Linked DNA regions of Homo sapiens: region 2 is linked to region 1. The links are chromatin loops, found by intact Hi-C in ENCODE. Cell type or tissue: K562. All regions are shown on one strand. Links, peaks and the distances in the headings refer to the core of each region. The heading gives the core; the rest is flanking DNA. Region 1 has its middle 12 kb from the start of RHBDD2. Region 2 overlaps POR (cytochrome p450 oxidoreductase).

Region 1 (10,259 bases), core at 1,545-9,544:
TACAGGCATGCACCACCAGGCTCAGCTAATTTTTGTATTTTTAATAGATATGGGGTGTTCACCATGTTGGCCAGGCGGGTCTCAAGCTCCTGACCTTAAGGGATCTGCTCGCCTCGGCCTCCCAAAGTGCTGGGATTACAGGCGTGAGCTACCACACCTGGCCACTGATTTATTAATTTGGTAAGTATTTATTTAGTGCCTCCTGTGTGCCAGGCCTTGTGCTGAGCACTTTGGGTTTACAAAAGGAGGACAACAGAAGAGTCTTTGTAGAGGACTCTGTAGTTTACAAAGCACTTTCCAAAAGCACCACTTACCACTTTTTTTTTTTTTTTTTTTGAGACAGTTTCACTCTTGTTGCCCAGGCTGTAGTACCGTGGCGAGATCTCGGCTCACTGCAACCTCTGCTTCCCGGGTTCAAGCGATTCACGTGCCTCAGCCTCCCAAGTAGCTGGGATTACAGGCGTGCACCACCATGCTTGGCTAATTTTTTGTATATTTTTTTAATTTTAATTTTTTAAAATTTATTTTATTCTTTTATTATTTTTATTTTTATTTTTATTTTTTTTTTGAGACGGAGTCTTGCTCAGTCGCCCAGGGTGGAGTGCAGTGGCACGATCTCGGCTCACTGCAACCTCCGACTCCCGGGTTCACGCCATTCTCCTGCCTCAGCCTCCTGAGCAGCTAGGACTACAGATGCCCCCTACAACGCCCAGCTAATTTTTTTTTTTGTATTTTTAGTAGAGATGGGGTTTCACCATGTTAGCCAGGATGGTCTCGATCTCCTGACCTCGTGATCTGCCCGCCTCGGCCTCCCAAAGTGCTGGGATTACAGGCGTGAGCCACCGCGCCCGGCCATGTATTTTTAGTAGAGACGGGGTTTCACCAGGTTGGCCAGGCTGGTCTCCAACTCCTGACCTCAGGTGATGCACACACCTCAGCCTCCCAAGGTGCTGGGACCGCAGTCATGTGCCATCACACCCAGCTATTTTTTTTTTTTTTTATTTTTTCCTAGAGAAGCGGTCTCACTATGTTGCCCACGCTGGTCTCAAACTTCTGGGCTCAAGCCATCCTCCCACCTCAGCCTCCCAAACTGCTGGGATTACAGGCATGAGTCACCACGCCTAACCCATGTTTAATTTTTACAACAAATCTGGAAATTGGATATAACAGCTCCATTTTTAGAAGAATCTAAAGGCTCAGAGAGGTAAAGTGACTTGGCAAGCTCACACAGCCATAGAGCAGCAGAATCCACATCAGCTCACCTGACGGTAGGTTCGTGGTTCTTCTTGCTACACCAGGGGCTCCTAAACTTTGTGGATTGATAGGCCCCCCGCAACCTGCCTACGCTATATGTTTTCACTTTGTAACTTGGGGAGGAAGAGGAGGAACTTGGCATTTGCAATTGAGTCACTGCACAAGGGAAAAACTGTGGGTGGGAGGGTGGGGCTGTGATATATCTTTTTTTTTTTTTTAATCGAGAGAGTCTCTCTCTGTCCCCCAGGCTGGAGTGCAGTGGTGCGATCTAGGCTCACTGTAACCTCCGCCTCCCGGGTTCAAGAGATTCTCCTGCCTCAGCCTCCTGAGTAGCTGGAATTACAGGTGAATGCCACGACACCGGCTAATTTTTGTATTTTTAGTAGAGACGGGGTTTTGCCATGTTGGCCAGGCTCGTCTTGAACTCCTGACCTCAAGTGATCCATAGGAGTATAGGCAGTTCATATTTGAATTGTGACATGGCTTCAAGTTTACTTCCTGGAATGTTATAGACTAAAACTATTTTTTTGTTTTGAAACAGGGTCTTACTCTGTTGCCCAGGCTGGAGTGCAGTGGCATGATCATAGCTCACTGCAACCTCCACCTCCTGGGCTCAAGTGTTCCTCTTGCCTCGGCCTCCCAAGTGGCTGGTACTACAAGCACATGTCACCATGCACAGCTAATTTTTTTAATTTTTTTTTTTTGTAGAGATGGGGTTTCGCCAATCTGGTCTCAGACTCCTGGGCTCAAGCCATCCTCTTGCCTCAGCCTCCCAAAGTGTTGTGGTTATAGGTGTGAGTCACCGTACCTGGCTCCAAACCACTTTTGAAGCAAATAGATCTTACTACACATTCTACAGCAGGACAAGCAACCCACCACAAACGAATCAATCATGACGAAGCTAAATGAACAGCAGTCTATAATATAAAAACAAGAGCAGCTCAAGTGTAGAGTATAACCCAGGCGGCAAAGGCATTGGTCCTGTATTTGTGGGCACGTGTGCTGAAATTCCTGCAAGGCAGCCAGCCTTCTTGGAAAGATGTTGAGGAAACATTCTAAATACTAGAAATGTGCTGGTTTCTATTTATTTTATTTTTATTTTTATTTTTGAGATGGAGTCTTACTTTATCCCCCCGGCTGGAGTGCAGTGGCGTGATCTTGGCTCACTGTACCCTCCACCTACAAGGTTCAAGCGATGCTTCTGCCTCAGCCTCCTGAGTAGCTGGGATTATAGGCACCCGTCACCACGCCTGGCTAATGTTTTTGTATTTTTAGTAGAGACAGGGTTTCACCATGTTGGTCAGGCTGATCTCAAACTCCTGACCTCAGGTGATCCACCCGCCTTGGCCTCCCAAAGTGTTGGGATTATAGGTTTGAGTCACCATGCCTGGCCACAGCCAGCCTTCTTGGAAAGGTGTTGAGGAAGCATTCTAAATGCCAGAAATCTGCTGGTTTCAATTTATCAATTTAAACCTATATGACCTTCTATAATCCAGAAATTTATCAATAAGTAGCTCACGTCTGTAATCCCAGTGCTTTAGGAGGCTGAGGCAGGATCGCTTGAGGCCAAGCGTTTGAGACCAATCTGGGCAACATAGTGAGACTCCATCTCTACAAAAAATTTTAAAAATAAGCCTGGCATGGTAGCGCATGCCTGTAGTCCTGGCTACTCGGGAGGCTGGTGGGAGGATTGCTTGAGCCCAAAAGTTGGAGGCTGCAATGAGCTGATATCGCACCACCTCACTCCAGCTTGGGCAATAGACTGAAGAAAAAAAAAAAGGTAACTTTAGCATATAGAGAAATGAAAGTAATGTAAATGGAATTGGTTGTAATTCACCCATAAAGACCAAAGTTCTGTCTCTAAGATCTGAGTGCTATGGGGGATTTAAAGCTGACAAACACCAAGCATCACAGAACAGAGTAATTAATTTCTCCATTCACTCAAAAACATTTATAAAAATGTTATAGGCTGGGCATTGTGGCTCACGCCTGTCATCCCAGCATTTCGGGAGGCCGAGGCAGGTGGATCACGAGGTCAGGACTTCGAGACCAGCCTGGCCAACATGGTGAAACCCCGTCTCTACTAAAGATACAAAAAGTTAGGCGGACGTGGTAGCACGCGCCTGTAATCCCAGCTACTCAGGAGGCTGAGGTAGGAGAATTGCTTGAACCTGGGAGGCAGAGGCTGCAGTGAGCCGAGATCACGCCATTGCACTCCAGCCTGGGCGACACGGCGAGACCCCGTCTCAACCTTGTTCTGACTTTGCTGTAATAAGCATGCATGGTTAAGGCAATGAAAGCAATATATTGTAGAATTAACACTGAGCCTTGATCATCTTTACTTTCCCAAATTATTCCATTCCCCCATTCCCCACCTCATGCAGTATACATGGCAAAGGAAGATATTAAAATTTGAGCCAGTGATGAAAAATATTTATTTTTGACACATCAGCATTTTTTTGGTAAACAGAAGTTCTAGCTATATTGCCCAGGCTGGTCTCGAACTCCTGGCCTCAAGCAATCCTCCTGCCTTGGCCTTCCAAAGCACTGGGATTACAGACATGACTATATTGGCATTAAAAAAAAAAGTTTTATTAAAATTTTATTTACTGAGGCCGGGTGTGGTGGCTCACTCCTGTAATCCCAGCGCTTTGGGAGGCCAAGGCAGGAGGACTGCTTGAGGTCAGGAATTCAAGACCAGCCTGGTCAACATGCCAAAACCTCGTCTCTACTAAAAATACAAAAATTAGCCAGGTGTGGTGGCAGGCACCTGTGGTCCCAGCTACTCGGGAGGCTGAGGCAAGAGAATCGCTTGAACCCAGAAGGTGGAGGTTGCAGTGAGCCAAGATTGTGCCACTGCACTCCAGCCTGGGCAACAGAATGAAACTCCATCTTGAAAAAACCAAAAAGGTTTGATTTACTTACAATAAACTACATATAATTACAGTATAGATTTTGATACATTTTGACATATATATATACACACATATATATACACATATATACATATACATACATATATACACATATATATACATATACATACATATATATATACACACACCCATGAAACTATCACCACAATTTAGATAATGACATACCCACCACCCCCAAAAATTATATCTCACCCCTCTATAATCCCTTCTACTCTATAATCCCTGCCTTCTTTATCCCCAGGCAACCAATGGCTGCTTTGTGTCACTGTAGATTCGTTTAGATTTTCTAAAATGTTATATGAATGGAATCGTATAATATGCACTTGTGGTTTTGGCCTAGTTTCGTTCACTCAGCCAGATGATCTGACATTCATCATGTTGTTGCTTGTATCAATACTTCTTCCCGGCTGGGTGCAGTGGCTCATGCCTGTAATCCCAGCACTTTGGGAGGTTGAGGAGGGAGGATTGTTTGAGCCCAGGAGGTCCAGGCTGCAACAGTGAGCCATGATTGCGTCACTGCACTCCAGCCTGGGTGACAGAGCAAGACCCTGTCTAACATACACACACACACAGAGAGAGAGAGAGAGAGAGAGAGACAGACAGACAGATAGACAGACAGACAGAGAGAGAGTGTGTTGCGTGACTCAGCCTTTAAGCTTAGCTTTCCCTGTGGCATAAGTTTCGGGGGTTCTGAGATTTCACATTTTCCCTTTACAGGTGCATCGTAGGGTTTAGAAGGTGATATCTCACTTTGCACAGCTGAGACAGCTCTGGGACCAGTGCCAGGCATCCCACTTAGCCAGTTCTCGGGTGGTTCCTGGATTGACCCCCAACCTCCACTGCACATCTGCAGACACCTTGGGAAGGCACGGAATGACTGCAGGGATGGAATGGTTGAGGGTTGGGTGGGACCTGGACCTCATCCACCACCTGGGCATCCCAGGGGAGCAGGACATCAGGTCCCTCCAGCCCCCAACCCCGGGTGGTCCCAGCTTCTCAGGCCCGTGCCCCAGGGAGCAGTGCGGCTCCTTGTTCAACAGGAGGCTGTCATCGGTAGAACGCAGGGGTTGGTTGCCAGCTGCGGACTCCGGCTCATTTAACTGCTCTGCAGCCCCCACGCCGGGTCCTCACTGCCCCGTGGTAGATGGACAGCTGGGTTTGGCTTCCTCTGGTCTGATGGAGAAATGGCCTCATCCCAAAGCAGAATACTGTCCTCTGCTGGCTGGCCTGTGACATGGCTCACTTACAGACGATGGCTTTAAACAGGCACCCCAATGCCCCAATTTCCCCAGGTCCATCGTACCTTCGGGCAATCCCCCAAAGTTATGAAACTGCAGCCTGCCTTCCCTAGCATTCATGTGCCATGCTCTCTTTCCCCACATTCATAGGATGGGCACAGTCTGCAGGTCCACTGCCCAAGCACACATCCCCTTGGGAAGAAATGCCAACTCCCTCCCAACCCTGCTGGCTGGCATCCCTTAGATGTGTCCAACACTTGCCTTCAGCAGGGCATGGGAAGCGAGACAGGCAGGAGTCAAATAGTGTAGGCAAGCCCTTGGAGGCCATGGCGAGGAAAGTAGATGCTGTTTCCAAGGACAGTGGGAAGTTGCTTAGAGAGGTTAAGCTGGGAGGGTAATGACTAATGACCCATTTATATTTTCGAAGGAATGGGAAACAAGCACTCAAAAACATTGCTGATGAGATCGAAAATGGGTGCAATTTTTTTTTTTTTTTTTGAGACCGACTCTCGCTCTGTCACCCAGGCTGGAGTGCAGTGGTGCAATCTCGGCTCACTGCAGCTTCCATCTCCCAGGTTCAAGTGATTCTCCTGCCTCAGCCTCCTGAGTAGCTAGGATTATAGGTGCACGCCAGCACGGCTGGCTAATTTTTGTTTGTTTGTTTTTTGAGATGGAGTCTCCCTCTGTCACCCAGGCTGGAGTGCAGTGGCGCGATCTCGGCTCACTGCAACCTCTGCCTCCTGGGTTCAAGCAATTCTCCTGTCTCAGCCGCCCAAGTAGCTGGGACCACAGGCACCCACAACCACACCTGGGTAATATTTGTATTTTTAGTGGAGACGAGCTTTTACCATATTGGTCAGGTTAGTCTCGAACTCCTGACCTCAGGTGATCCACCTGCCTTGGCCTCCCAAAAGGCTGGGATTACAGTCATGAGCCACCGCACCCAGCTGGGTGCAATTTCTATAGAAGGGAATCTGACAATATCTATCAAAATGACAAATGTACATATATTTGATCAATTTCACTTCTAGGATTCTAACTTGTAGATATCCTTGCTTAAGTGCAAAGTGGTTTAAGAAGTTATTCATTGCAGCATTGACTGCCAGAATAAATGATTAGAGATGACCCAGATGTCGATCAATGTGGGAATGATTAATAAATTATGGCGCGTCCTTTTTTTTTTTTTTTTTGAGACATATTGCTGTGGTGGGATCTCAGCTCACTGCAACCTCCGCCTCCCAGATTCAAGCGATTCTCCTGCCTCAGCCTCCCAAATAGCTGGGATTACAGGTGTGTGCCACCATGACCTGCTAATTTTTTGTATTTAGTAGAGACGGGGTTTCACCACGTTGGCCAGGCTGGTCTCAAACTCCTGACCTCAGGTAATCCACCCACCTCAGCCTCCCAAAGTGCTGGGATTACAGGCATGAGCCACCATGCCTGGCCAATAAATTATGGTGTGTCCTTTTGAAGTAATCCTCTGCAGTCATAAAACCAAAAAAAAAAAAAAACCCCAAACTAAGGAAGCTAGTATCCATACAGAATGCTACCTAAAATATTTTATTGAGAGAGGCAAGGTTCCTAACAGTGATTATAGTATGTTACACAAATAACAAAAGGCTTTAAAAGGTATAGGAGAGGCTAGGCACAGTGGCTCATGTCTGTAATCCCAGCACTTTGGGAAGCTGAGGTGGGAGGATCACTTGAGCCTGGGAGTTCGAGGCTACAGTGAGCTATGTTCACAACACTACACTCCAGCCTGGGTGACAGAGAGAGACCCTGTCTCAAATATATATATATTTTGAAACAGGCCAGGCACAGTGGTTCATGCCTGTAATCACATTGCTTTGGGAGGCTGATGCAGGAGGATCTCTTGAGTCCAGGAGTACAAGACCAGCCTTGGCAACATAGTGAGATACTGTCTTTACAAAAATATTTTTTATGTTAGCCATGCATGGTGATGTGTGCCTGTAGTCCCAACTACTTAGGGGGCTGAGGCAGGAGGATCGCTTGAGCCAAGGAGGTCAAGGCTACGGTGAGCTATGATCATGCCACTGCCCTCTAGCCTGAGTGAGACACAGTAGGACCTTGACTCAAAAAAAAAATTAATTAATTTAAAAAGAAACAAAAAAGATTACTCTGGCTGTTGTGTGGAAGGAGGCAAGAGTGAAAATGGTTCATTTCACCATTTTTTTTCTTCCCTTTTTTTTTTTTTGAAACTAGAGTCTTGCTCTGTCACCCTGGCTGGAGTGCAGTGGTGTGATCTTGGCTCACTGCATCCTCTGCCTCCCAGGTTCAAACAATTCTCCTGCCTCAGCCTCCCAGTAGCTGGGACTACAGGTGCCCACCAGCATGCCCGGCGAGTTTTTTGTATTTTTAATAGAGACAGGGTTTCACCATGTTGGCCAGGCTGGTCTCGAACTCCTGACCTCCAGTGATCCACCCACCTCAGCCTCCTAAAGTGCTGGGATTACAGGCATGAGCTACCTGTCTGGCTCATCTCACCATTTTCTGTAGGTGGTGCAGGAATCCTGGAAAGAGATGACCATGGTTGAATGAGGGGAGTAGCAGCTGAGGAGGGGAGAAGCAGGTGGATTTCAAATATACCTGGAAGTGGAGCCTATGAGGTGGCTGATGGAGTGGGTATGGGGGTAAGAGAAAGAGAGAAATCAGGCCGAGTGCGATGGCTCATGCCTGTAATCCCAGCACTTTGGGAGGCCGAAGTGGGTGGATCACTTGAGCTCAGGAGTTTGAGACCAGCCTGGGAAACATAGAAGACCTCATCTCTACAAAAAGTACAAAAATTAGCAGGGCATTGTGGCATGAACCTGTAGTCCCAGCTACTTGGGAGAGTGAGGTGGGAGGATTGCTTGAGCTCGGGAGGTCGAGGCTGCAGTGAGCCCTGATTGTGCCACTGCACTCCAGCCTGGGTGACAGAGTAAGACACTGTCTCAAAAAAAAAAAAAAAAAAGAAAGAAATCAAGGAGCACTCCTACATGAATAGTCGTGCCCTTGAGTTTGGGGGAAGCTAGAGGGAGAAGAAGATTGGCATTGGAGTAGGGGTAGGAAAGGTACCATTGCATTTTGGAGAGGACAGATTGAGGGAAGCTGAGAGGGCAGGGAAGGCATGGGGGCAGAGAAGCAGGATAATTGAGAATTAATCTATTTAGGCCAAGTGTGGTGGCTCACACCTGTAATCCCAGCACTTTGGGAGGCCGAGGCAGGCGGATCACGAGAGGCCAGGAGTTCGAGACCAGCCTGGCCAACATGGTGAAACCCCGTTACTATTAAAAATACAAAAATTAGCTGGGTGAGGTGGTATGCACCTGGATCCCAGCTACTTGGGAGGCTGAGGCAGCAGAATGGCTTGAACCTGGGAGTCAGAGGTTACAGTGAGCTGAGATAGTGCCAATGCACTCCAGCCTGGGTGACAGGGCGAGACTCTGTCTAAAAAAAAAAAAATAAAGAGCAGTGAGTCTATTCAAAGTGATTCAAGGTGACAAAATGGTGCAGAACTGGTGCAAGGACAGAAATGTGGACCAATGGAATAGAAGAAAGAACACAGAAATAAACCCTCATATTTAAAGTCAATTGCTTTTTGACATGAGGACCTAGACCATTCAATGGGGAAAAGGCAACATTTTCAACAAACGGTGCTGAGAAAAGTGGGATATCCATATGCAAAAAAAAAAAAAAAAAAATGCCATTTGACCCTTCCCTCACACCATATACAGAAATTAACTCCAAATGAGTCAAAGACCTAAATATAAGAGGTAAAACTTATAAGACTCTTAGAAGAAAACACATTGGCTTTGGCAATGATTTCTTGGATGTGTCACCAAAAGCCATAAAAAGGCAATAAAAGAAAAAATAGAGAAGTTGAACTTCATCAAAATTTAAAACTTAAAAAAAATTTTTTTTTTTTAAATAGAGACAAGGTCTCACTATTTTGCCCAGGCTGGTCTCAAACTCCTGGGCTCAAGCAGTCCTCCTGCCTTGGCCTCCCAAAGTGCTGGGATTACAGGTGTAAGACACTGTGCCCGACCACCAAATTTTCAACCTTTGTGCATCAAAAGAAACTATCAAGAGAGTAAAAAGACAACCCACAGAAAGGGAGGGAATATTTACAAATCAAATCCAAAATATATAAAGAATTCCTACAACTCAACAACAAACAAACCAACTGAAAACTGGTGCTGGGTACGGTGGCTCACGCCTGTAATCCCAGCACTTAGGGAGGCCAAGGCGGATGGATCGCTTGAGGTCACGAGTTTGAGACCAGCCTGGCCAACGCGGTGAAACCCTGTCTCTACTAAAATACAAAAATAGCCGACCCCGTCTCTACTAAAAATACAAAAATAGCCGGGCGTGGTGGCCCAAGCCTGTAATCCCAGCTACTTGGGAAGCTAAGATAGGAGAATCGCTTGAACCCTAGAGGTGGAGGTTGCAGTAAGCTGAGATCATGCCACTGCACTCCAGCCTGGGCAACAGGAGCGAAACTCCGTCTCAAAAAAAAGAAAGAAAGAAATAAAGAAAGAAAATTGGGCAAAGAACTTGAATAGATATTTCTCCAAAGAAAATAGACAAGTGCCAATAAGCACATAAAAAGATGCTCAACATCACTAATCATTAAGGAGATTCAAACTGAAAAGACAATGAGATACCACTTCACACCTTATTAGGATAGCTATGACATATTTTTAAAAAAACAGAAAATAACAAGCGCCGGCAAGGATGTGGCAAGACTGGAATCCTTTTGCACTGCTGATGGAAACGTAAAATGATGCAGCTGCTACAGAAGACAGTTTGGCAGTTCCTCAAAAAGCTAAGA
Region 2 (10,259 bases), core at 1,212-9,211, 100 kb before region 1:
ATACTTAATAGAAGAGAAAGTGCTCATGATTATCAGGTTAAGAGAACAAAAGATGACCTAAGATAGCAGCTAAATATTTACAGGAGCATCAAAATATATAAAATACCTAGAAATAAACTTTGTAAGAGATGTGTCAGAAGCTACTGAACTACACACAAAGGACTCACGCCAATGGAAAAGCACCCCGATTATGGACAGGGAGTCTCGACCCACAAAAATGGCAGCTCTATTTATGTCACTAGAGAAATGTGGCATGATGTAATAGAAATCTGAACCAGCTGGGTGCAGTGGCTCACACCTGTAATCCCAGTACCCTGGGAGGCCACACCAGGAGGACTGCTTAAGCCCAGGAGTTTGAGAACAGCCTGGGCAACAGAGTGAGACCCAGTCTCTACCAAAAAAAAAAAAAAAAATCTGAACAGCTTTTTTTTCCTCAACAAATTGATCCTAAAAGTCACGGAAAAATAAGTAAGAATCCATATATTAAAACATTATTTGGCAATAAAAAGGAAGTACTAACATATGCTACAGTGTGGGTGAACCTTGAACACGTTGCGCCCAGTGAAAAGAACCCAGAGACCCAGCTATTATTATTATTATTTGACACAGGGTGTAGCTGTTGCCCAGGTTTGAGTCCAGTGGTCACTGCAATCTGTGCCTCCCAAGCTCAAGCTATCCTCCCACTTCAGCCTCTCAGGTAGCGGGGACTATAGGTGCGCACCACTGTGTCCCACTAATTTTTCTATTTTTTGTGGAGATGGGGTTTCGCCATGTTGCCCAGGCTGGTCTCAAACTCCTGGGCTCAAGCGACCTGCCCATCTCGGCCTCCCAAAGTGTTGGGATTACAGGCATGAGCCACTGCGCCCAGCCCAGGAATTAAGTATATGATAAAGGTGGCATTTCAAACCAGTGGGGGAAAGATGGACTCTAATACATGGTGTTTAGACAGCTATGTAAAATGTAGAGTTGGATTCATACCTCACATCTTACATCAGGATAAATTCCCAATAGATCAGATTTTAAATTTTGAATATGAAAAACAAAACCCTAAAAGTACTAGAAAAAAAAAATACAGGAATATCTTTATCTCTTTAGCATGGGGAAGACCTTCAAATTATGACTCTAAGACCAGAAGTCACGAAAAGAAAGAATCATATAGGTGACTCTGTAACTTTTACACAGCAAAACAAATAAAAATGCGATCAGCTAGGTTGAAAGACAAACTTTTTTTTAAGAGATGGAATCTCACTAAAAGACAAACTCTTTAACGGGCAAGATATTTTCAACTTATATCACAGACAAGAGATTCATCTCCCTAATAATTTCAAGGAGAAAGATCAATCCCAACAGAAAAGCAGGCAAAAGATGTGAAGAGAGAATCTATTAAAAAAAGAAAAAAGAGGCTGGGTGCGGTGGTTCAGGCCTGTAATTCCAGAACTTTGGGAGGCCAAGTTGAGTGGATGACCTGAGGTCAGGAGTTCGAGACCAGCCTGGCCAACATGGCAAAACCCTGTCTCTACTGAAAATACAAAAGTTAGCCAGGCATGGTAGCACGCACCTGTAATCCCAGCTACTCAGGAGAATGAGGCATGAGAATTGCTTGAACCCGGGAGGTGGAGATTGCAGTGAGCTGAGATCACACCACTGCACTCCAGCCTGGGCAACAAAGCGAGACCCTGTCTCAAAAAAAAAAAAAAAAAAAAGAAAAGAAAAAAGAAAAAGAAACGAAGCCATCTAGACCTAGGTGGGTGAAAATCTACTGAATCTCATTCATAAAAATGTAAATTACAACTATACTGAGTTTTTTTTTTAAGCCTAGAAAACTGACAAAAATCTAAACTTTAATAACAAACTGTTGGCAAGGCTGTGGGGAACAGTTTTCTCACACGTCGCTATTCTTGAGCGCGTGCCACGGTGTGACTCCTACGGGGACGATTTGTAGCTTCTATCACGATTGCAAACACATCTACCTTCCAATCCAGCAATTCCACTTCTGGGACTGCTTTGTATTTGAAATGTGCAAACCGAGCTACATATTCACAGTGACATTGTTGGTAAGAGCCAAAGAGTAGCAACAGCCCCAGTGCCCATCTTTAATAGGACAGGGTTAAGTGCGTTACAGTGAATCCAGATGGCCATATAATGGAATCATGGTACAGCTAAGATGATGGCAGTATCTTTGTATTGATATGGAAGGATCTTTGAGACATATCAAGTTGTTTTGTGTTCTTTTTTTTTTAAAGCAAGGTCAGCCGGGCGCAGTGGCTCACGCCTGTAATCCCAGCACTTTGGGAGACCGAGGCAGATGGATCACGAGGTCAGCAGTTTGAGACCAGCCTGGTCAACATGGTGAAACCCCGTCTCTACTAAAAATACAAAAATTAGCCAGGCACGGTGGCAGGCGTCTAACCCCAACTACTCCGGAGGCTGATGCGGGAGAATCACTTGAACCGAGGAGGTGAAGGTTGCAGTGAGCCAAGACCGTGCCATTGCACTCCAGCCTGGGCGACAGAGCGAGACTCTGTCTCAAAAAAAAAAAAAAAAAAAAAAAAAGCAAGGTCTGGAACAGTGCACATAGTATGCCACGTTTTGTGTTTTAAGAAAAGTGTAGGCTGGATGCAATGGCTCGCACCTACAGTCCCAGCACTTTGGGAGGCGGAGGCAGAAGGATTGCTTGAGGCCAGGAGTTCAAGACCAGCCTGGGCAACATAGCGAGAACCTGTTCCTATGAAGAATAAATTAAAAAATTAGCCAGGCGTGGTGGTGTGCACCTGTAGTCCCAGCTACTTGGGAGGCTGTGGTAGGAGGATGGCTTGAGTCTAGGAGTTTGAGGCTGCAGTGAGCTATGATGGCGCCGCTGCACTCCAGCCTGGGCAACACAGTGAGACCCTGTCTCTAAAATAAAATAAAGGTTTTTTTAAATTAAAAATAAGAGTCTCTGTTTGTTTTACTTGTATGTTCATACAGGAACTCTAGAAGGATCCATAAATAATAAGAACAGTGGGGATGAGTGGGTGGCAGAGGGGAGCTTTCCACTGAATAGTGGATGTTTTTATTTTAACTATGTAAATGTAGTACTGATGCCTACAATTAAATAGTTAAATTGGCTGGGTGCGGTGGTTCACGCCTGTAATCCCAGCACTTTGGGAGGCTGAGGCGGGCGGATCACCTGAGGTCAGGAGTTCAAGACCAGTCTGGCCAACATGGTGAAATCCCATCTCTATTAAAAATACAAAAATTAGCTGGGCGTGGTGGCACGCACCTGTAATCCCAGCTACTCGGGAGGCTGAGGCACGAGAATGGCTTGAACCCGGGAGGTGGAGCTTGCAGTGAACCGAGATTGCGCCACTGCACTCCAGCCTGGGTGACAGAGCGAGATTCCATCTCAAAAAAAAAAAAGTAACAAAAACAAAGCGGAGAGAAAATGGCAGTGGTGCCACGACCGCAGCTCTGTGAGATTTACCTCTGCTCCTGGACAGGCCAGGGCCAGACGGGAGAAGCTTCGTGAGTTAGAGGGAGGGTCTGTTCTTAGACTTTGGTTTGTTCAAAAAGTAAAGATTCAAGGAAACAAACTGTCCCAGCAACAGCAGAGCTGCTTCAGGGCTTTGGTTAGGCAAGAATGACTCCCAAGCGAGCCGGGCTGCGTTCCCTCTCCTGGCCACCGGGACATCCTCTATGCGGTGACGCCAGCCGTCTGCTAGACTTGATTACATGCCCATCGGGGCCGAGGCTTCCTGAGAAGAGTAAAGACATGCAGGAAACTCACCGTTTTCTTCATCTTTTCCACAAAGCTGCTCTCTCTGACAGAGGAGGTCCTGCAAGACAAAAGTGTGCAATGAGCGTGGGAGGCAGGTGTCATGGGACACAGGTGTCACGGGACGTGGGTGTCCTTAGATGCAGGTTTCATGGGATGCTGTGGCAGCACAGGGAGGGGACATTCCAGCTTTGTCCCGTGCCACTCCCCAGGGGCTAAGCCAGCAGCTGGCCTCTAATCCAACACCAGGGCTCCCAGGCCTCCCGCACCAGCTCACCCTTCCCATTTCCCCTACAGTAAAGCCTCTTGCGACACCAGTGCTTTGCAAAGCCAAGACCTCTCCTGCACCCAGATAGATATGGGCTTGTTTCCCTCAAGGAAGAGCCAAGGTTTCCACTTCCCTCTTCCTCCCCACCCACAGCCCAGGTCCCCACGGCCTGACCTCAGCCTGACCTTCCACCTCTTCACCTCTTCCTTCTCCAGCCCCTGCCTCTCACATCTGCCACTTCCCTGCTCCGCTCTTCAACAGCTCCCACGACCCATGGGATCCGGGCACATGAGTCCCCTCAGAGTCTGTCTCCAGCGTCACCTGCCACTCCCCTCCACAAACCAAGCTTGATGCCTAATTCACACCCCCTCCCTGCATGGTGGCCTCAGAATCCTGTGCACGCCATCGCTTCCACCCAGAGCCTTCCTGCCACAGTCCCCTCACCTGGCTGACCCCCGCTCTGCCCTCAAGGTCCTGCGCAAGGGTCAGCTCCCCTGGGATTCAAAGACCCCCTCTGCTTCCCCTGCACTGGGCCACATTTCATTTTTCCCTTCTCTGCGTTCCTGGGACTACAGCCCTCACCTTGGTCCATCCCCTCCAGAGGGCAGCCTGGTGCCCGCCAGCCTCAGGATCAGGCTGGGGTGACACAATCTTCTGTCCACTGTCCACTTCTGGCCTTCTACCCCCGCACCACCCCTCACCCCGCCCCATTTTCCGTTCTTCTGTTTCCTTCTGACCCTTGCCCCAAGCCTGCAGGGCCAGAGGAACAAGCCCAGTGCCCCTTGCCCAGGACTTTCAAGCTGAAGGAGGTGAAAAACGCTGGCTGAATACAGCAAGGTGGGAAACACCTTCCTCTGGGTGGTGGAGATTTGAAATATGGCCATTCTGAATCAAGTGACAAACCTGAAGATGAAAATACATTTTTGTATTTAAAATGACATTTTTGGTCGGGCATAGTGGCTCATGCACGTAATTCCAGCACTTTGGGAGGTTGAGGCGGGAGGATCACTTGAGTCAGGAGTTTGAGCCCAGCCTGACCAACATGGCAAAACCCCGTCTCTACTAAAAATACAAAAATTAGCCGGGCCTGGTGACGCGCACCTGTAATCTCACCTACTCGGGAGGCTGAGGCAGGAGAATCACTTGAACTAGGGAGGCGGAGGTTGCAGTGAGCCGAGATCACGCCACTGTACTCCAGCCTGGGCAACAGAGTGAGAATCTGTCTCAAAAAATAAAATAAAATAAAATAAAATAAAATAAAATAAAAAACGCCATTAAAGGAAGGAAAGGCAAGCTGCAGTGTGGGAGAGGATATTTGTAATGTACTTATATGTGGGCAAAAGACTTTGATCGAGAATGTAAGAAAGCCCTACAAATCAACAGGAAAAAGACAAATCCTCCATCAGAAAAACTATCAAAAGACTTGAAGAGGCATTTTCTTTTTCTTTTTTTTTTTTGAGATGGAGTCTCGCTTTGTCGCCCAGGCTGGAGTGCAGTGGCACGATCTTGGCTCACTGCAACTTCCAAGAAGAGGCATTTTCTTAAAGAGAGTATCCAAGAACCTAGCTCAGTGGCCGACACTTGTAATGCCAGCACTTTGGGAAACCAAGGTGGGAGGATCACTTGAGGCCAGTTTGAGACCAGCCTGGGTAAAACAGCAATACTCTACCTCTAAAAAAAAAAATTTTTTTTAATTAGCCCGGTGTGGTGGTCTGTGCCTGTGGTCCCAGCTACTCAGGAGGCTGAGGTGGGAGGATCCCTTGAACCTGGGTGTTTGAAGCTGCAGTGGGCGATGATCTCACCACTGTGCGATCACATGACCGTGCGGTGCGATCATAGCTCACTGCAGCTTCAAACACCCGGGTTCCAGCCCGGGAGACAGAGGGAGACCCTGTAAATCAACCAACCAACCGATATAAATAAACAGAAGTGGTACATGTGGGGCCCGACTGATTGATTTTGAAGCCTCCAACAATAAGGATAATTAGAATAGCTACACCCTGAGTAAGGGGACCCCAGCAGAGCAGATATTTTAAACAAGAGAAAAGTGGCCGATTCTGAACACCCCTCCCGCAGTGGCCCGGCCCCATTTCCCACCTCTCTGGGCTACGCTAAGCTACTCACATTTCCACGCGGCTCCCTGGGCCTACAAGGCCCTTCCTGTGACCCCTTCCCACCTTCTACTCATCCTTTACCACAGAACTTAACTTTCCTCTCCCAGAGGCCGTCCCTGCCCCTCACGCAGCAACGCTACTGTCGCCGTCTTCGCTGTGGCACACACACTGGTCGGCCAAGGCACTTTACTCTGCACATTCCTGTGGCTTAACTGGAAGCCTGGGTTGAATAACCTTGGGGGCTGTCTGTGTATCCCTGCCATGAGCGCGACGCCTAGCACACGGCACAGGACGCCGTGTCTCCTCCTAGGGTGGCCAGCCCTGAGTTCTCTGTCCAGCACGAGGCTGGCAGGGGCGGACTAAGAGGCTGTTGAGGGCACTTCTCACTCCCTAGCCACCTCTGAGGTCTGACCTGGCATCAGCTGAAAAGCCAACCCCTATCTCTACTCAAAGGACAGATGCTTCCAGGGAAGTTCCATCTCCAACAAAGTGGATCTGAAGATTTGCTGAAGAAAAGGACAAGAGCAAACTCCAGTGCCCCGTGAGTGCCTGGCGGGTAACACAGGCCAGCCAGGTGGGGGCACGGGAGGCACTGCGCCAGGCACCGAGGGCATGAGACTAGAACGAGACAACCTGTGACTTCACAGGCCCAATCCTCCAGCCAGGGGAAGACAGCCTCCGAGGAGGATCCCAGCAAGATGGGAAGAGCCACGTGGCAGGGCGGACCTGGCTTTAAATCCTGGCTCTGACACTAGACAGGCACGGGACTGCACAGGCCCCGCCCCTCTCGTGCCCACACTATTATTAAAGAGCTGCATCTGGTTATTGCAGCCTCCCCAGTGCCTGACTGGGGAACTTGGTTAACACCCAGTAGAAAAAAGGGCATTCCCTGGAAGGCGGTCAGCCTGTGATTTCAAAGACATCCATGGCACAAGGTGGCATGTGCTAAGACCACATAGATGGATGGCACAGTTCACGCCACAGGGACGGATGGGACAGGACAGGTTCACGCCACAGGGCTTCAAAGGGAGCAGACGCTTATGGCTGAAGAAACCGGGAAAGGCCTCTTGGACGAGCTGGGCTGTCTTCTCAGGAATAGAAAACGGCCCCCTGGAGAGACAGCCCCACGGGAAGCGGGGTGCCAAGGGATGGCAACTTCCAAGCTCGGCTCCCATCCCAGAAGCCCGGCAAGTGGCGGGGGAGGAGGGCTTCCATGTGACCTCCTGACGCAGTTGGACAAAGCAGAATGCCAGGCTGGCTGGCCCTGGGAGTGGACAGGGGAGCCTCTGGGCTGGAACGTCAGAGTGGACAAGGTGTGCCAGCCTGCTCTGCCCCAAGGCTAGGGTTCACCCAGGAAGTGTGAGTGGTCCAGGGGGGAAAAGGGAACCCAAGGAGCTGGAGGCGGACCTGTGCCTCTAGGTCACCGGCGCAACACAGAACAATTCCTTCAAGTTCCTGCTGGTTAAACCCATCCTGCCGGGGAGGGTGCCAGGAAACTCCCTTCCCAACCCAAGGCCCTGCTGGGGGCTCCAAGAAGCAAAGTTCACGGGCTTAGCCCGAGAGGGCCCACACTGGACTGCTCTGAATGGGCTCCATTCCATCGGAGGACCTCAGACCTGGATTTGCATGGGGGACCTGATTATTTATAGGCAGAGAAGAGGGTGCATGAGGCCTTCCTGGTCTCCAGTCCAAATTCCTTCCTTTGGAAGCAGGGAAATGCAGCGTGCAAGTCCTGGACCAGAGGGGCCACCAGTGCCTAGGCCTGGCTGAGTCCCTCGCCAGAGACAGGGGCAGCAACCCTGGGAATGGCTGACCTTGCTGTTAACTCCAGGCAGCCGCATCTTCAGGCCTCCAGCAGGTCCCCGCCAGGAGGAAGTCTCCCACACTCGAGTGAGGGTGCAGGCGTCCCCTGGCCAAGGGGCATGAGGGCAGTCTGCCGCCAGGGACAGTGTCAGGAACTGACCTTCTCAGAGCGGGCTCCTCAGGTGGAGACGAGTACGTGCACCCCATGGCTTCTCACTCTCAGCTCCAGGACTTAAGGAAAAAGGAGGGTCACAGCTCTCTCCTGGACACCAGCAGGGGCCAGCAGATGGAAAGTTCGGCCCTGTGCATCCCCTGTTCCGTACTGGTGAGGAAGTTGCCTGGGCCCGTGGCCTCAAAGTGCTCCTGGACACCCCAAAGTCCTCTCGGAATTTCCCTGAGCTCCTGCCTGCGTCTGCCCCCATGAGCCCAAGAACTCTGCAACATCTGGAGCCCCAGCAGGCAGGACTCAGGATTCCAGAGTGAAGCCTCCCATGAGTCCCTGCACCGGGCACACACCCCTCCTCCCTCTGTATGGACCGAGGGAAGGAGAAAACCTTTCCAACCCCGACTCGGGTCTCCTTGGTAACTGTTTATATCAGAGCCCTTCTCCCCACGCCCTCCCCGTTTCCCATTAAAAAAAAAAAGGAAGTCATGTCTGCGGAACAAAGCTCTTCTAGGCTCTAGAAGACAGCCTGCAGGTTGCTATGGCAGGGCTGCACTCCATAAAGGAAGCCACACTGATCCCACTGCCAGGGCGCCACACAATCACATTAAATTAAGTCTGGTCCCTGTCTTCCCCCACACAAAAGAATTGCGGGCAAACAGAGCTTAAGACACTGGGTCCATGTCAGCGGGAAGCATCCTGTGTGCCATGAAAGACACACCTTCCCCTCCCATCAGGGCAGTTGGGGAAATGCCTGGCAAGGTGGGCTCCGTTTGCAGTGGTGATGTTCTGTCTTGGGGAGCACCCTTCTGAGGTTCCCGAGTGCAAACAGCCCATCCGAAAGCCCAAGGCTCGGCGGAGTGCAGTGGCTCACACCAGTACAGCACTTTGGGAGGCCGAGGTGGGTGGACGCCATAGCTCAGGAGTTTGAGGCCAGCCTGGGCAACATGGCGAAACAGCCTGTCTCTACCAAAAATACAAAAATTAGCCGGGTGTAGAGGTGTGCGTCTGTGATCCCAGCTACTTGGGAGGCTGAGGTAGGAGGATCACTTGAGCCTGAAGGCTGAGGTGAAGGTTGCAGTGAGCCAAGATTGTGCCACTGCACTCCAACCTGGTTGACAGAGTGAGACCCTGTCTCAAGAAAAAACAAACAAAACCAGAAAGCCCAAGGCTCCAGCCGTACAGAGGTGGCAGCTGTCCCAGGCCTGGAGCACACAGACCACGTGGCTCCAGAACGGAGCATGAAAGGTTCCAATTAAGGCTCTCCACGCCTAAATTGGGAGCAGGAGTCTTTCTGGGTTCAGGATCAGAAGTCAGCTGTAGTCCACTGCGTGGGGAAGATGAGGGAGGGCGGGAAAAGCACTGAGTCACTTGGACCGAGATGAACCGAGATGTGCGGTTCATTTTGTTCCCGTCACAGGCGACGCTGAGGAACATTTCTGGAAACTGCAAATCCGGTTGGATTTTCTGCAGCGGACTCGATTTCTCCTGAGACTGTCCCCTGCCCTTAGCAACACATGGGGAAGCTGCTTTGGACCAGCTCCCTTTCAGAACCTAGCGTCTACTGCCAAGTTCTCCAGGCTCCAGGGTCATGGGTGCCCACGGCGAGAGAAGGGGTGGCGGCTGAGGCACAGAGGCACGATGGCAGCAGAGCTGGGGGCAGCCTGCTCTGGCAGGACGGAGAGTGGGCTCTGCTAGGCGGACCCAGATTTCTTGACCTTCAGAGCCTTGTGGCATGGGGCTAATGGTTGGAAACGCCAGTCTTTGGTGAAAACAGAAAGTGGTTTGCTGGAGCTCAGACAGAAGCCAGCAGCTGTCTCTGCGGACAGGGACTCTGATGAACACGTGGGGAGGGCAGCTGCTGGAGACAGCTGGCTACAGGCAGGGGGAGGTGAAAGCAGGTGTGAGTGGCCACAGGTCAGAGACAAAACAGGCGAAGGGAATGACTTCTTACTGAGTGCCTACTGCATGCTGGCTAGCATTCAAGAAGCTTTCTATTTTATTTTGTTTAATCCTCACCACCCTGTGCAGTGCGCAAGGGTTTCTATCCACCTTGACAAGGCAGTGAGGCTCAGGGTGGGTGAAGCGGTAATTCAACTCCAGGCCTGTGAAAGCTCCAGGGCCCAGTGGCCCAGCACCCGGGGTTCCTGTCTGCTC

Evidence for each region. Hi-C counts contacts between places; a loop is a spot of excess contacts. Peaks named below come from ENCODE experiments on the same cell type or tissue, not always from the same donor. Only the 100,000 strongest peaks of a DNase experiment are listed, where the experiment ranks them.
Region 2: a loop joins it to region 1, with 4 times the contacts of the local background. A loop is called at or near these places in 12 of 110 quality-filtered maps.

What each region holds. Positions count from the first base shown.
Region 1 is chr7:75,861,793-75,872,051 of GRCh38, reverse strand. No RefSeq gene overlaps it. Among named protein-coding and RNA genes, the nearest start is that of RHBDD2, 12 kb to the left of the region's middle. RefSeq lists an enhancer at 5,227-5,521. In K562, for the core only: a CTCF peak has its summit at 5,413 (motif pointing left); a DNase peak (open chromatin) is centred at 5,371.
Region 2 is chr7:75,965,969-75,976,227 of GRCh38, reverse strand. It overlaps POR (cytochrome p450 oxidoreductase), which reads right to left. Exons shown (of 16, transcript NM_001395413.1): 3 at 3,767-3,815. Among named protein-coding and RNA genes, the nearest start is that of TMEM120A, 23 kb to the left of the region's middle. RefSeq lists an enhancer at 8,630-9,509. In K562, for the core only: no CTCF peak of the experiment used is centred there; DNase peaks (open chromatin) are centred at 3,647, 4,227 and 5,837.